Regions from separate parts of the Homo sapiens genome. Here region 1 is linked to region 2. A link is a loop called in an ENCODE intact Hi-C map of the cell type or tissue named here. Cell type or tissue: PC-3. All regions are shown on one strand.

What was found. Peaks named below come from ENCODE experiments on the same cell type or tissue, not always from the same donor. Only the 100,000 strongest peaks of a DNase experiment are listed, where the experiment ranks them.
Region 1: a loop joins it to region 2, with 3 times the contacts of the local background. A loop is called at or near these places in 2 of 110 quality-filtered maps.

The regions. Positions count from the first base shown.
Region 1 is chr5:110,965,206-110,973,205 of GRCh38, reverse strand. No RefSeq gene overlaps it. Among named protein-coding and RNA genes, the nearest start is that of TSLP, 100 kb to the left of the region's middle. In PC-3, no CTCF peak of the experiment used is centred here; DNase peaks (open chromatin) are centred at 4,755 and 7,465; H3K4me3 peaks cover 893 bases; H3K27ac peaks cover 5,047 bases.
Region 2 is chr5:110,875,973-110,883,972 of GRCh38, reverse strand. No RefSeq gene overlaps it. Among named protein-coding and RNA genes, the nearest start is that of SLC25A46, 140 kb to the right of the region's middle. In PC-3, no CTCF peak of the experiment used is centred here; a DNase peak (open chromatin) is centred at 3,362; H3K27ac peaks cover 2,014 bases.

The DNA.
Region 1 (8,000 bases), 89 kb before region 2:
AAAGCAAGCTGGTTTAAACTAAAAAAGTAGAAATTATTAGACAGATATCTGGGGAACTGACAGAAGAGAATACTCCAGTGCAATGAAAAAGTGGAAAGCTGTCATCCAACTATGCCTTGTTCCCCTCTATCTCTTGTTTCTGCTTCTATCTTCTTTTTCTCTCACACTCTGTGTGTCTGTGTGTCCCCATTGTTTATCTCCCACTTACAAGTGAGAATATGTGATATTTGACTTACTGTTTCTGAGTCATTTCACTAAGGATAATGGCCTTCAGGTCCATCCATGTTGCTGCAAAAGATATGATTTTATTCTTTTTTATGGCTGAATAGTATTCCATGATATACATACCACATTTTAAAATCCAGTCATTCATCAATGGACACATGGTTGATTCCATGACTTTGTTATTTTGAATAGTGCTGTGACAAACATGCAAATGCATGTGTCTTTTTGACAAAATGATTTATTTTTCTTTGGATAGATACCCAGTAGTGGGATTGCTGGATCAGGATAGTTCTATTTTTAGTTCTTTGAGAAATCTGCATACTGTTTTTTATAAAGGTTGTACAAATTTACATTCCTACCAACAGTATATGAGTTCCCTTTTCTCTACATCTATGCCAATATCTATTGTTTTTTGAGTTGTTAATAGTAGCCATTTTGACTGGTGTAAGATAGTATTTCATTGCCATTTTAATTTGAATTTCTCTGACTAGTGATGTTGAGCATTTTTTCATATGTTTGCTGGCCGCTTGTACATCTTCTTTTGAAAAATGTTCATGTCTTTTGCCAGCTTTTTAATGGGGTTATTTTTGTTTTTGTCTTGTTGACTTGAATTCCTTATAGGCTCTGGATATTCCCTCTTTCATTTTAAATATTGATTGATACTGGCAAATGTCTGCAGTCAAAAGAAGGAAATCTGTTGGAATTATTTACTATTATAGCACTAATAACCATGTAATAACCATGCATTAAATGTTTGCTAAAAAAGGTTTTGACTACCACATTCTGTGTGACTAACAGCATTTCATGGCAAGGGAAGGTAACATTTGAGACCCAAATAACTGACTTTTATTTCCAGGAGCAGGAAGGAGTTAATAATCATTCTTTGTAATTTGTGAGCATTATTTTATGACATTGATAATGGGCAGTGGTGTAGATTATCATTTTTCTTGGAGGAAAAGTAAGTTTAGGCCTTCCTTAAAAACAGTATGTATTCACTGCATAAACTAGAACAACACATTGGGTTATGAATAATTTATAAATAATAAAATGAAATCTAATATATTGAGTAAAAGAATTCTTCAGTCAACAGGGAAAACCAGTTGTATTGCATAATAAATAAAAGTTTCTGTCGTGGTAGTATGTTTCATTAAAGGCAAGGAGTCACCAATTCCAATGCCTATGGAAGTTTGATAAGTACATATATTGGTGGATTGAATCTGGAATAGATAACAAGAAGTGATGGTGACTGAGGCAGTAGAGAAACATGCCTTGCTTAAGTTATTCAAATTCAAGCAACAACCATACAAAATAAACTGTACTGTGTCTGGGCAAACAAGAAACAAACAAAAACCACCAACAAAACTTTTTCTGACCAGATTTTGCAACTGGCCACCTATCTACAGCTTTTTTTTTTTTTTTTTTTTTTTTTTTCCAAAGCCAGCAGGCATGCTGCTAATATCTAATAGAATTGACCTCTGGTATCCCTTTGTTCTTTGCAAGTTGCACCTCGGCCTACTTGATATTTCATTTTCTTAACTCATTGGCTTCCAACACTCTGCTTTGTTCTTCTTTTGTTAGGGAAAATGGTTTAGTGCAATGCATCTCGCATTTCCATAGATGAGAGAAAATGTTCACTTTACTGCCCAGGTGGAGTCAGTATTAGTGAAATGCTTCTGGTCCCTCTACCTACTGTTTTCATTACTGTCTCTTTGTCAAGAGGCACACACAATTTGACAAGAGCCTCATTCTGATTGAGTGGGGTTAGCACCTGGACAATTATGTTCCAGCCTGATGGATTTCTCTCTTCACTCTTAGGTTCAGACAGGATAGAATCCTTGTTTCCCTTAGGTCTTTGATGCCTGATATGCTCAAGATGCTCTGTGTTTCACTTCTTCCCATATGTGAACTTCAAGATCTAGGCTTGAAATTATAAAAGGTGGTAAGAGGTCTCTGTGTTCGCTACCAATCCCAAGATATACCCTACAATTCAACTTTGCAAAGGAATAAAATGGGTAACAAATTTTAACTCACATTTGGCTTCTGTTCTATTTATTACTTGGTTCAGATTTGTAGTAGAGGAAAGCTAAGAAATTAGGCACTCAACAACTTATGGGACCTTAAGACATGCCTCAGCAAACCAAGGGGATTTTGTGGCCATCATGGCAAGTTACAATTTTTCCTCACATGCTGAGCCTATGGACCTAGCAAAATATTAAGAAATAGTCAAGAAGGCGTGGATTAAGCCATTCTATTTCCACAAGATAAGGATGATTTCTGTAGGCTATAACTAAGATACAGGACAAGTATATGCAATATTCTTTTGCCTTAACATTCTATGCTTTATCAGGGTCATTTTTTACTGCTTATTTTATATCTCTGTTAGAAAATAATGGAAATAAACATCTTTGTTCCTTAATGAGAAAGGAAATGTTATCATCAGATACAACCTGTCAATCAACTTTTTATGTCAATACATTTTTTACTGCTTATTTTATATCTCTGTTAGAAAATAATGGAAATAAACTTTTTATGTCAATACATTTTTATGTCAATACATTTTTTACTGCTTATTTTATATCTCTGTTAGAAAATAATGGAAATAAACATCTTTGTTCCTTAATGAGAAAGGAAATGTTATCATCAGATACAATCTCTGTCAATCAACTTAGGTATAAATGAGATAAGCAAATCACCTTAAAAGAGGGAGGGAAAAACCAGGTTATATCCATGATTTGTCTGTCTCTCCTAAAGCAGGGGCTCTCTGAAATGTAACTATCAGGGCCAAGTTTTAACAGATAGCAAAATCCCTGGAGAGTCTGTTACTAGGATGATAGGGAATCTTGGTAAGAAAACCCCCATGAATGTGGCCCTGTAAGAGTTGGGTACATTTTAGGAAACTAGTACTTTGTATATATGTAAAGTTTGTAAATGAGTTTATGATGGTCGAAATTTAGTGATGTAGGGAAACCCTAGACAAAATTCAAAAACAAAAACAAACTATAAAATAAGGAGTCAGGGAAGCCAGTAAAGAGAATCTCTGCATTTATATCTACTATTCACATCAGCCAGAATAGGTTTCCTCAGTTACCCGTATAATTTGATTCTTATTCACATGCAGAGAAATTGGCTTCTTTACTGTTACCAAAGATTTAAATTATCTTCTCTGTATAGCTTTTGATTGATACAGGGCTAGTGTAAAGAATGATGAGAAAGACTTTAAGTAGTCAATGTTTTGCTGTTTACATAGCAGTCATCTAGTCTGAATGGAGATAATGTGGCTGAATATGGCTAATGGGTTGTGTAATACTAGCACTTCAAATCGTCAGTAAACCTAGTTTTGAATCAATAAAATTACAAGGGAGATTGAGGCAGCACTGGAAAAATGATACTCTTGGCAACAATAGCAGCTACTGAAGTGCAGAAACCAGAACCAACATCGTGGTAGACTGTTTACTTGAACAGTCCAAATTTCTGAGACTGAGAAAGAACACCAGGAAAAAGAGGTCAAAAATCTTAAGGGAGATGCTCTTTCTTTACCAAACCATTAAGCAGAGATGCTTAAAACTTCATTAAAAAAAATCACTGCTTAAGGTTTTAATCTCATTATAAAATTTTTATTTAAAAATTTAACATGTATTCTCATCTATCTAAATTTTAAGAGAGTTGGCCTAATAATTCCAAAATCCTTTTCCTTCAGAAGTGTTACAAGATTGCAAGTCTTTAGGGAGGTCTTACATTCTAAAACTTAGTATAGACATTTAATAAAAACAATAATATTTGAGAATTTCAGGAATTACAAAGTTAATTTTAACTCCAGGAAACTTGGTTCTGATGAGGACTAATCTGATCATCAAAGGATATGGAGAAAAAGTACTTCAAATACAAGATTGTGCTATACAGAGGACCAAAGAAATTTCTTAGGATAATTCACCCCCTCCTGAGTATATTACTATAATTAATTTTTATGTTTTTAGAGAAGGTGGCCCTCCTGAATGAGTAGAACTCATACAGTGCAGAGCACTGGCAAGTAGCTACACCAGATTTGAAGGTCTGGAGCAACTCACCAAAATGCAAATATGAAGCAGTTTCAGATTCCTGGGGAAGTGGGCACTCTGGTAGGGAAATTGGGGAAATAGGTGGATCGAGAGGTTGAGTGGGTGCTGATCTTTCCCAACAGCATTCTGTTCATCCTCCCATTTGGCCATCAATATTCCTAGGTAAATCATTAACTACGAAATTAAGGAAACTAAAGAAAATTGTGCCAAACATAAGGCTGTGTGTGCTTGATGTGGTTTTTAATCAGGAAAATATCTAAAATCACCTTTAGTTGGTAAGTGAAAATATTCTTTTCAAGAACGATACATTTTAATTCTCAAGAGCAGTTTGCCTTCACTTGGCAGGATTAGAAGTTTATTTTCTGTTATGCTGCTGCAGGGATATTTAAATTCCTCTACACCAAGTCATAATCTGATGAGTATGATTTAAACAGTGTCTTTTAGCCTAACTCAAATATTGAATTAACATCATCACCAATGACATTTGGATCGGGGTGATTCAGAAGGAATGGTGTAGACTTTGACTTCCCATATTTATTTTATGACTAAAAAAAGGATAGACCATTAAATAGAAAACAAATTCAGGTGCTCACCCAGATATAACCTTTCTGGGAAAACTAGAATCTGAGGCAACCAGAGAAAGCTGGCTGCAAACCTTTAGTTGATATTCCCATTTCCTATTTGTTTCTCCTAATCTTATTTCTCCCAGTGATGGCTGCCACTTCTCTAGGCTGGCACTACAGTTCCAAGCATCTGCATGAATAGGTCTAGAAATCAGAGACTATTTACTCAGGTGAAAAGCACAGTTTACAGCGTCTGATAACTCCTTTCTTGCCATTGACTGCTCATGCCAACATGGACAATAGCCACAAACTCTGATCAGTATTAACATCCAGCCATGTCCTTGCAAATATTTGTGGGTAGAGGCCAGGATGTGTGTGTTACACTTATCTAAGGAAAGGATTAAACAATTCTACTTTAGAAATTGAAGACAAATCAATGGATTGTAATATAGGGTAATGATTGGTATAAACTAATTTGAAGTATGGCTGTGGTGAGTTGGTTGGCCCAAGAACAACTTTGGGCAAATGCCTTGCCAAGCATGATCTAGCTCTCCCTACAAAATGTTACCCCAGGCAGAATGTCAAATTTACTGTGGCTTCTCATATAGGAACAAGCAGAGTAAAAACCTTTGCTTAAAAAAAGTAAAGGTGCTCCGTATTTGGTGATGGTGGTGGTGAAGGGTTCTGTATTAGTTAAGGTTAGATTTAGTTGCATACAGCAGAAAATCCTCAGTAATCAATAGTTTTATTTATCTGCAAGTCTGGAGGTAGGGCGCACAGGACTGGTAGAGCAGTGCCATGGCCATCAGGAACCCTGGTTCCTTCTGACTTCCTGCTCTAGGCTTCTTTTGCATATTGCATGGTGGACCAAGATGGTGGCTGGAGCACTAGCCATTATATCCATAGTTTTTTTTAAAGGAGACTTACAAGAAGTCTCACATAACATTTCACTTTCATTTTATTGGCCAGATGTTGGTTACATGACTAAATCTAGCTGCAAGGGAAGATGAGAAATAGAATCTTCTATTAAGTGTTCAACTGAGACCTATATTTTGATTACTAAGGAATCATAGAATGAATATTTAGTGTCAATTAGAAGTATGTATCAGAAGTAATATTTTAAAAATCAGAAACATCCAAGAGTTTGAGCATTTTATTTTTATTATCATACAAACTAAATTTCTCCAAACTTCAGAGATGTTTAACAATGTTTTCTTAACCATGGAACAGTTACGAACTTCAATTTATCAATGTGTCAATTGACCCAGTAAAAACATTTACATGTTGAAGATTTGATTGGCTGGAAGGGAAAGCACTATGAATTTGCAATTTACCAAAAAGGTAATGAAAGCTTAAGCTGCATGAACAGAGGCAGAGTAACTTGAAATAGAGAAGTAACTGGGCCTTCCTAGCTGCCAATCAGACACATCTGAAGTGTTGTGATCAGTGTGGGTTGAGGCTCCTTGTGTTGGGCAGAGAGCATGGATGGGAGGCAGCTCATCTGTGTTCTGGCCCTTCTCATCACCACCATGGGAGGTCAGCTCGTAGATAAAAGTCTGCCTCAGGGGAAGTCTGGCAGCCTCTTCCCATTCTCCATACCTGCTTCTCAGGGAAGCATCCCAAGAATATGGTGAAATAGGATAACTGCTGTAGTCCTCCTCTGAACTACCTGTCCTGGGCCTATTCTCTGTTCTTGCCATCACACTTCCTGCTTGCTATAGGAATTTTGGGATTGTCCTGTTCTATCCATCAGAAACTATTATCAGTATATAGTCTTTATGTAGGACAGAAGGTATGTACCTTCCAAAGACAAAATTTTTCAGATTTGATAAACAAGAATTTTCCGATGGGATGAAAAAGACAATATGTTGTTCTTGGCAAGGGCTCAGGTGAGATAATGGGGCAGGGAAGGTGTGTGGGGCCTGGGGTGCAGTGTCTTGGCAGGTCTGTTTGAGGACAGGAAGTAGGGAAGATATGCCCTGGGGTACACCTTCAGATGCTCCCACAGCCATGCATTGTCTGGATGTAGTTCTGAGGCTTCAGAGCTGCCTCTGCTCTCAGTCCCAATTTGGCACTGGGATAGCAACTCCCCTAACTCTGTGCCTTAGTTAAATTTGGAGAGAATTTCCCCTAAAGCACTGTTAATTGGTTTTATCACCATGGATAAAGGAGTATCATTGGCAGTGGTTCAGGCAGACAGATTTAAGTAGATGACTGTACTAGCCTTTAAAAAATGACTTCACGTCAGCAGAAGATATTTTTACATGTTGTTACTGGTCGGAGAAACTCTTGTGACTTGATTTGAGAAATACTGTCTGAGAAAAACAAGATGATAAAAATTACCATATGAGTGAAAGGCCTACTTCAATTTTTCATTTTTCTGCATGGTATTTATTCCAGATATCTTCTCTTGGGAATACTCATCTGAGCCTCCTATCTTATCAAAACCAATTTGTTCAAAATCTCACTCTGAATAAATGTTTTTCTGCTGAGCCAGTGCATATTAGTAATCATGTTGATAACTAATCATGACTTCATTAAATGTCTGATGACTTATTTTTAATCTTATTGATTTGTGGTTAAAAACTTGGTTTAAAAAGCATGTGTATATAAAGGACCTGAAGGAAGGCATAGCTGTGAGGGATGTCAGGTATGTAGCAGGTCAATAGTAAAGACTTTTAGTGCCACTGGATTCATGTCATGTTTTCAACTGCTGATTTTTCTTACAAACCCTGAAACATTCTGATGAGAAACTTCCTTCTTCCTGCAAATCTCTGTCCACACTGTTCTCTAATTTTCCTTGTTTTCCTTAGTCAGACAACTCCCTTTTACAGAAGACAGAGTGAGAAAAGTGGTGAAAATTGTGTCCTTCACCATCAGCCCTAGGCTGTCCCTGGCCTATCTTTAAATATGCAGTTTCTTTGAGAGAGTTATCTGGGGATAGCAGAAAAAAACTTAAGAGTTGCCAACCTTAGAAGATGAAATCTGACATGTTATTATTTCATGAAGAATATTTTTGTTATTCTTCTTATACATTAGATAATAAAATAAGGACTCATTTCCCCACCAAAAGCATAGTCACTCTGTATTTGCCCCTGCCTTTCCAATGTGGCCTTCCTTAGATCCAGTCTCTGTCTTTGCTCTATGCTCTGAAAGT
Region 2 (8,000 bases):
AAATCTATCCAATCTTAATCAGTTTGACCATGTGAGATTCTCATAAACCTTTTATAACATTTTACAAAATTTTTAAAGAGCAGATCAGTGTCCTAAGAAAACCTTGTTTGTGCTTTTAATGTTCAATTTACAGAAAAAAATGAAAAATACCCCTTTAACTTTAGCCAATATATTCACACACAGAATTTCTTTTACACGACTAATTTCTCATGAACTTTCTACACTTTGTTTAAACCTTCAGCTTTATCCTATCTAACTTAAAACAATCCTTTAACCCTTGAATCTGGACAAACAAACAAAAAACACATTCCCATGCCTTCTAATAATATTTTATCAAACGTACATTTCATTTTCCTCACATACCTTGCAACTAAAACTGTTTATTCAGTAGTCTCAATTATATGTTACAACGTTAACTCTTGGCAATTTTAATTTTTGGTGAAAAACCAGGTAAGTGAATGATTTTAATTATGTACTAGGTGTGGAGCTTAGGACACCAGATAGAAGTGCAGGTAAAGTCTGACTTTCCAGCATAGCCATGGGGCTTGGCTAACTTCACATGTCCCCAGGCCTTACCTAGAATCTAATGGCTCCAAAGCAGGTGATTTAAACAATTTTCAAACGCCAAAGAAGCAGTTTATCTCCTTAAAGCATTTAGCAAACCTAATATCTGACCTGCTTAATTTAGACCAAATCTCTTTATTTTACCAATGATCTTGAAAACTCTTTATTTCCCAAAGGTGAACTAAAAGGCATCACAGTTGTATTTTTCTGACAAAATATTTGATTTAAGCACTTATTGTTTTTAAGCCAATTAATCAGAACTCTTTCATATATAAACATTACACACATAACACATATAACAACACAGAGAGACAGAAGATCTAGTAATTGTAAGATTTTTCATTTGCAGTTTTTAAGTTTCTTTATTAGGTTACTGGATTCAGGGTGGTGTCCTTAGAAGAACAGAGCTAGGAAAACATGTAGTTTCTAGGGCCTAATAAGCAGTCACAGCTGGAAGGCAAAACAGATCCCAAAAAATTCTGGGAGTCATTTTCATACTGAATCCTGGATCCCCAAAAATGAAATGCTGAACAAGGCAGTGCAATGATTTTACCATGTGCTGTTGATCAGCCCATTCTGCAATCAGCCCATCCTCCATGGGAATCTTATCTCAGTGTGGGTCAGGATATTTCTATACTTTCTTGGTGGCCAAGAGCATGCTTCTCTGATCCAAACGTGGAAAGAGCAGAGTGTTCCCCCATAACTGTCACTTGCCATCCCTAAAGGTTTATTTCCTACCTACTTATTACACACCAAAGTTCTCTGATAATGTGAAGTAATTTCTGATGTCCCCACAACCCCCACCCCCTGCCCAAGTAAAAAACATCAAATACCACAATGAAAAATAAAACGGAGTCTTAGATGTTGAGGGAAATCTATCTACTTTCAATTCCTGGGGTTCCATGAGGAATATAGAGATTTTCTCTAAAATGTGGCACCGCCTTTGTTTTTCCCAAGGACATACGAGAGGAAATCCTCACCCAGTTTTTTGTTTCAGGGACCTGCAGCAAAGTTTGTAACTAACCAGTTTGCCAAGCTGGCTTGAACAGCAAGCTTATGGGGGTCCTAGGCCCGCATTCCATCCTATGGTACCCCTTTTTATGATGGAACAATGCAGAAAGACAAGCTTTTAGCACAAAGAATGCCAGATTTGCTACAGCTTAAGACTAGCCTCACAAATCCTTTCTTCCAATTAATCAAAACTTTGCGGAGGAGACAGTGATTTTTACCATTGCTACAACCAGTTTGCACAGAGAGAGAGGCCAGAATTCTGACTGGTAAGGAATCCTTACCCTTTTGCTGGCATGCCAGGTTTCTGGGTGACCTTCCCTGAGTGGCCGTAGCAACCCTGCTAGATGCTCCAGAGCCATGGGTCCCAAGCCACAACACAAAGGAAAATCATCTTTTTTGGTTTCATGGAACCATAGGCAATCTCTCAATTTTGTAAGTTGCCACCCAACCGACTACATAGGAGACCCAAATTAACATTTTCCATTCTAGCCAGGGCAAAATACGTGTGACAAAACATTAACCACTCTGCTTAGTGCCCAATATCAACTGGTTAGGCTTAAACTTGTTCCTGGTTGGGCTCCGTCATCTTTAGTCCACTCAAAGTGGATTAAATGAGTTTCAGCATGTGTTCTCTGGGCAAGATGGTCACCCTGAGTAACAGAAAAGATAGAAAAGGGAAAGGAGAAAAAGAGAGAGAAAACATTGCCTGTGTTGGGGTAGGTATAGCAGAGATCTCAGGGAGGCCAGAGAAAGACCTACCCACTGCAGCAACACTGATTTAAAGATCAGATGGCCACTTGTCAGTCATAAAAGGGATCTTTTCCAGCAGTCCCATCAGCTCTCAACTTTTCCCCTTTGGGGAGAAAAATGTTCCCCATGTCTCATTCCTATACATGTCTAATCCTGTCACCCATAGCCATCAGCAAAAAGTGCAAGGCAGATTAATCCAAAGAGAATAGCAGTTAACATCCCATAGTGCCAAATCCCTTTTTAACCAAGAGGGACTTTACTGAGGGGAGGGCCTGCAATCCAATTCCACCATTTACCCAAGTAAAATGTACCCCACTACTTACCCAAAGTCAGCCAATTGGTGTGAAGTCTTGTTTCCTTTGGATTGGGGTAGTAACTAAGCCAAAGGTTAGTAGACATTTTTTTAACCAATTAGTCGCTTAAGGTTTTTATTTGCCTTTCATAAAGTTTTTAAATAAAAATACTGAAAATTTTTTAAGAAGCTTCTGCAAATCAATAGGCATCCCTAGATGAGATTAATTTGGGAGCCCGTCTTTTCCTTTTCTGTTTTTTGTTTGCGGGTTTTTTTTTTTTTTCTTAGAGTCTCGCTCTCTTGCCCAGGCTGGAGTACAGTGGCACAATCTTGGGGAGCCCTTATTTTCAAATACACTTCAGTGCAGTGCTGTTCATTTGGAATGTTCCACTGTAAGTTATCTTTAGTAAGATTTTGCCATTTCTGTAAGACTTCATTGCTTCCTGGGCCGAATACTTATGCATGTTTAAGCCAGAAGGAACTCATTTCTTCAGAAATTAAGGATCCCATTTTTACCTCAAATATTGGCTTTACTCTCAGGTTACCTTGATCACCTCACACAGTGATATTTTTCCTGCCTGAGCACACAGTAAAAATGAAAACAAGAGGTTAGAACACAAAAATCTCTGCGAATTTCCATTGCCATTTACAACCAGTTTCTTTCTGACTCACTCAGATGTAAGAGGCCTCTAACTGGATCCAAGCCAGTTAATTACTGGAGCCAATCAGATCCTGGACCCAGTCCAGTTTCTGTCATGACTTCCAAACCCAGTTTGGATCAGAAATTTGTTCAAGGAAACTTGGATCAAAACACAAATCTGGCCCATGGTGACTCATGCCTGTAATCCCAGCACTTTGGAAGACTGAGGCGGGCAAATCACTTGAGGTCAGGAGTTCAAGACTAGCCTGGCCAAAATGGCAAAACCCTATCTCTACTAAAAATACAAAAAAAAAAAAAAAAAAAAGCCGGGCATGTTGGTGGGTGCCTGTAATCCCAGCTATTCAAGAGGCTAAGGCAGGAGAATTGCTTGAACCCAGGAGGCAGAAGTTGCAGAGAGCAAAGATCACACCACTGCCCTCCAGCCTGAGCAACAGAGTGACATCCCATTTCAAAAAACAAACAATAACCGCAGCAAAAATTAAAACACAAATCTGTGGAGCTTTGGAATCAGAGAATCCAAATACCAGGAGAATACCAGGCTCCCCAGCTGCTCTGGGAGAGAAAGGGACACAGTGGGCCTGGCGGGTAGCTTGCTTGGTTGCTCAGTGCTCTCGGGGGTCATTAGAAGCTCTACTTGGGATCCTACTTCTGATGCTGTCTGATGAAAGAAGAACTTCAGCAAAATTTAATTTAAAGGAGTTTAACTGAGCAATGAATGATTTGCGAATTGTGCAGCCTCCTAAGCCAGAGTATGCCCTGAGATTCCAGTGCAGCCACGTGGTAGAAGATTTATGGACAGAAAAAGGGAAGTGAGGTACAGAAAATGGAAATGAGGTACAGAAACAGCCAGATTGATTACAGCTCAGTGTTTGCCTTATTTGAACACGATCCAAACACTTGTCTACATTGATTGGCCAAACATCAGTTAGTGGCAGAAGTGTAGGCTATGGTCTGTTTACACCTCCGCTTGTTATAGTTCACAATGTACAGAGAAACCTTTAGGCCAAACTTAAATATGTAAGGAGGCAGCTTTAGGCTAAACTTGATTTAACAGTACTTAATAATATAGCCTAAAAATATGTAAAACAAAATTTGAGAGTCCTTCAGGGAGGAATACTGAAATCCACAATCATCATGGGCTCTTTTGACAAAGTGCTCTCAGTATCTAGGAGAAAAGCAAACAAACGAATCAGTGTACATAAGGAATACTTAAGCAACATTGTTGACAAACTTTTCTAAGTAGATACATGTTAGAACACTGCATGAACAATTACATATTACGTATTATTTACAAACACAAAAATTTCACAATAAATTGACCCTGTACAGTCAAAAAGCTGAAATCATATAGAGTATGTTCTCTAAAGTTAAAATGGAAATGAATAACAGTCTGGGTGCAGTGGCTTATTTCTGTAATCCCAGAACTTTGGGAGGCTGAGGTAGGCAGATCACTTGAGGTCAGGAGTTTGAGACTAGCCTGGCCAACGTGGCCAACCCTGTCTCTACTAAAAGTACAAAAATTAGCTGGGCATGGTTGCGCCCACCTATCGTCACAGCTACGCGAAAGGCTGAGACATGAGAATTGCTTGAACCCAGGAGGCAGAGATTACAGTAAACTGAGATCGCACCGCTGCCCTCCAGCCTGGGCAACACAGTGAAACTCATCTCAAAAAAAAAAAGAAATGAATAACAAAATCATAACTAAAATATTGCCGTATGTTTAAAAATTTTTAAATCTCTTCTATTTCATGGATTCAGTTTTAAAATACTGGCAGATGCAGGATGCAGAATCCACATACAATAATTAGTAGTATTTCTGTATAGCAACAGTGAGCAATGTGAAATAGAAATTTTAAAAAGTAATCCCATTTATAATATCCACAAATAAAATTAAAATGCTAGGAATTTATTTAACCAAAGAAGCAAAATTCTCTATAATGAAAATTATAAACTGATGAAAAAGATTGAAGAGGACAATAAAAAATGCAAAAATGTTCCAAGTTCAAGGGTTGGAAGAATCAATATTGTTAAAGTGTCCATACTACCCAAACCAATCTACAGATCCAATGCAATCTCTATCAAAATACCAATGTCATTTTTCAAAGAAATAGAAAATAATAATCCTAAAATTTATATGGAACCACCAAAGACCCAGAATGTCCAAAGCTATCTTAAACATAAAGGACAAAACTAGAGGGATCACATTACCTGACTTCAAATTATACTACAGGGCAACAGCAACCAAAACAACATATTACTGGCATAAAAACAGACACATAGATCAATGGAACAGAATAGAGAGACCAGAAACAAATCCATAAACTTAGAGTGAACTCATTTTAGACAGAAGGGCCAAGAACATACCCTGAGGAGAAGACAAGTCTGTTCAATAAATGGTGCTGGGAAAATATCCATATGCAAATAATGCATCACCATATGCAAAACTCAAATAATGAATCACCATATACAAAACTCAAATCAAAATGGATTAAAGGCTTAATCTAAGACCTCAAACTATGAAATTACTACAGGAAAACATTGGAGAAAATTTCCAGAAAGTTGGTCTGGGCAAAAATTTCTTGAGCAATACCCCATAAGCACTGGCAATCAAAGCAAAAATGGACAAATGGAATCACATCAAGTTAAAAACCTGTACTGTGTAGGAAGCAATCAATGAAGTGAAGAGACAACCCACTGAATGGGAGAAAACATTTGCCAAGTACCTATCTGACAAATGAATAATAACCTGAGTATATAAGGAGCTCAAACTCCTAATGCAGGAAAAAATTTAATAATCTAATCAAAATGGGCAAAAGATTTGAATAGACATTTCCCAAAAAAAGACATACAAATGGGAAACAGGTATGTGAAAACGTGCTCAACAGCACTGATCAACAGAGAAATGCAAATCAAAACTACAATGAGATATCATCTTATCCTAGTTAAAATGGTTTATCTCTGAAAGACAGACGATAACAAATGCTGGTGAGGCTGTAGATAAAAGGGAAGCCTTTTACAGTGTTGATGGAATGTAAATTAGTACAATTACTATGGGGAACAGTTTGGAGGTTCCTCAGGAAACTAAAAATACAGCTACCATGCAATACAGCAATCCCACTGCTGGGTACATACCCTAAAAAAGGAAATCAGTATATCAAAGAGATATCTGCACCCCCATGTTTGTTGCAGCACTGTTTACAATGGCTAAGATTTGGAAGCAACCTAAGCATCCATCAGTCCAGATGAATGGATAAAGAAAATGTGGTACATACGCACAATGGAGTACTATTCAGCCATAAAAATGATGTCCTGTCATTTGCAACAACATTAATAGAACTGGAGATCATTATGTTAAGTGAAATAAGCCAGGCACAGAGAGACAAAATTTTCCTGTTTTTACTTATTTGTGGGAACTAAAAATAAAAACAATTGAGCTCATGAACCTAGAGACTAGAGGATGGTTAACAAAGGCTGGAAAGGGTATTGGGGCCTGGAAAGACAGTAAGGTGAGGATAGTTAGTGGGTACAAAAAATAATAGAAAGAATGAATAAGCCTTATTATTTGATCACACAACAGGGTGACTATAGTCAATAATAACTTAATTGTACATTTTAAAATGACTAAAAGAGTGTACTTGGACTGTTTGTAACATGAAGGATAAGTGCTTACAGGGATAGATACCCCATTCTCCATGATGTGATTATTTCACATTGCATTCCTGTTTTAAAACATCTCACGTACCCCATAAATACATACACCTACTACGTACTCACAAAAAAATTAAAAATGAAAAACAATTTGAAAATACTGACAGAAATAAAAATGTACTTTTAATTTAATACAAATATTATATATTAATGCTTATGGGCATGAGCTAAGGCAGCACTTAGAATGATATCCATAACTTTAAATATATGTGTTAGAAGAAACTGAGAAATGCCTCCATCTGAAAAAATTATAAAAAGAATTTTAAAATAGAACCAAAGATTTTGGTAATGGGGGCGCAGCTTGCATTAGGCTAATCCTGACACAGATAACATTTATGAACTGTACACAAAATTTAAGACAAAAATTGATAACACTAAAGTGTGACCCAAATCAAGCCAAAATTGAGAAGCTTTGACCCTTGAAAGGAGGTAACTATTCTGAGTGAGATTCTAAAATATACAACTTTTGGACTTAAAGCACAAGGCAAATAATATTATAGGCAAATAATAAGAAAAATACTGGACAAATAATGGCTGGAATATCCCAAAATTTCATAAAAAAACATAAACTTACATATGTAATAATACCAAGCTCTTTTCAGGCAGGATAAATACAAAGAAGATGATGTGCTCATGATCTTCACAGTCAAATTGTTGAAAAGATGTCCACTGAGGAGGTCTACAGAAAAAAAGAAAAAGGGCTGGGTGTGGTGGCTCACAGCTATAATCCCAGCACTTTGAGAGGCGTAGGCGGGCAGATCAGTTGAGGCCAGGAGATTGAGACCAGCATGATGAAACTCTGTCTCTACAAAAAATTAAAAAAAAAAAAATAACCAGGCATGGTGACTTACACCTCTAATACCCCTGTGATGGTTGATGTTAAATGTCAACTTGATTGGATTGAAGGATGCAAAGCATTGTTTCTGGGTGTGTCTATGAGGATGTTGCCAAAGGAGAGTAACATTTGAATCAGTGAACTGGGAAAGGCAGACCCACCCTCAATCTGAGAGGATA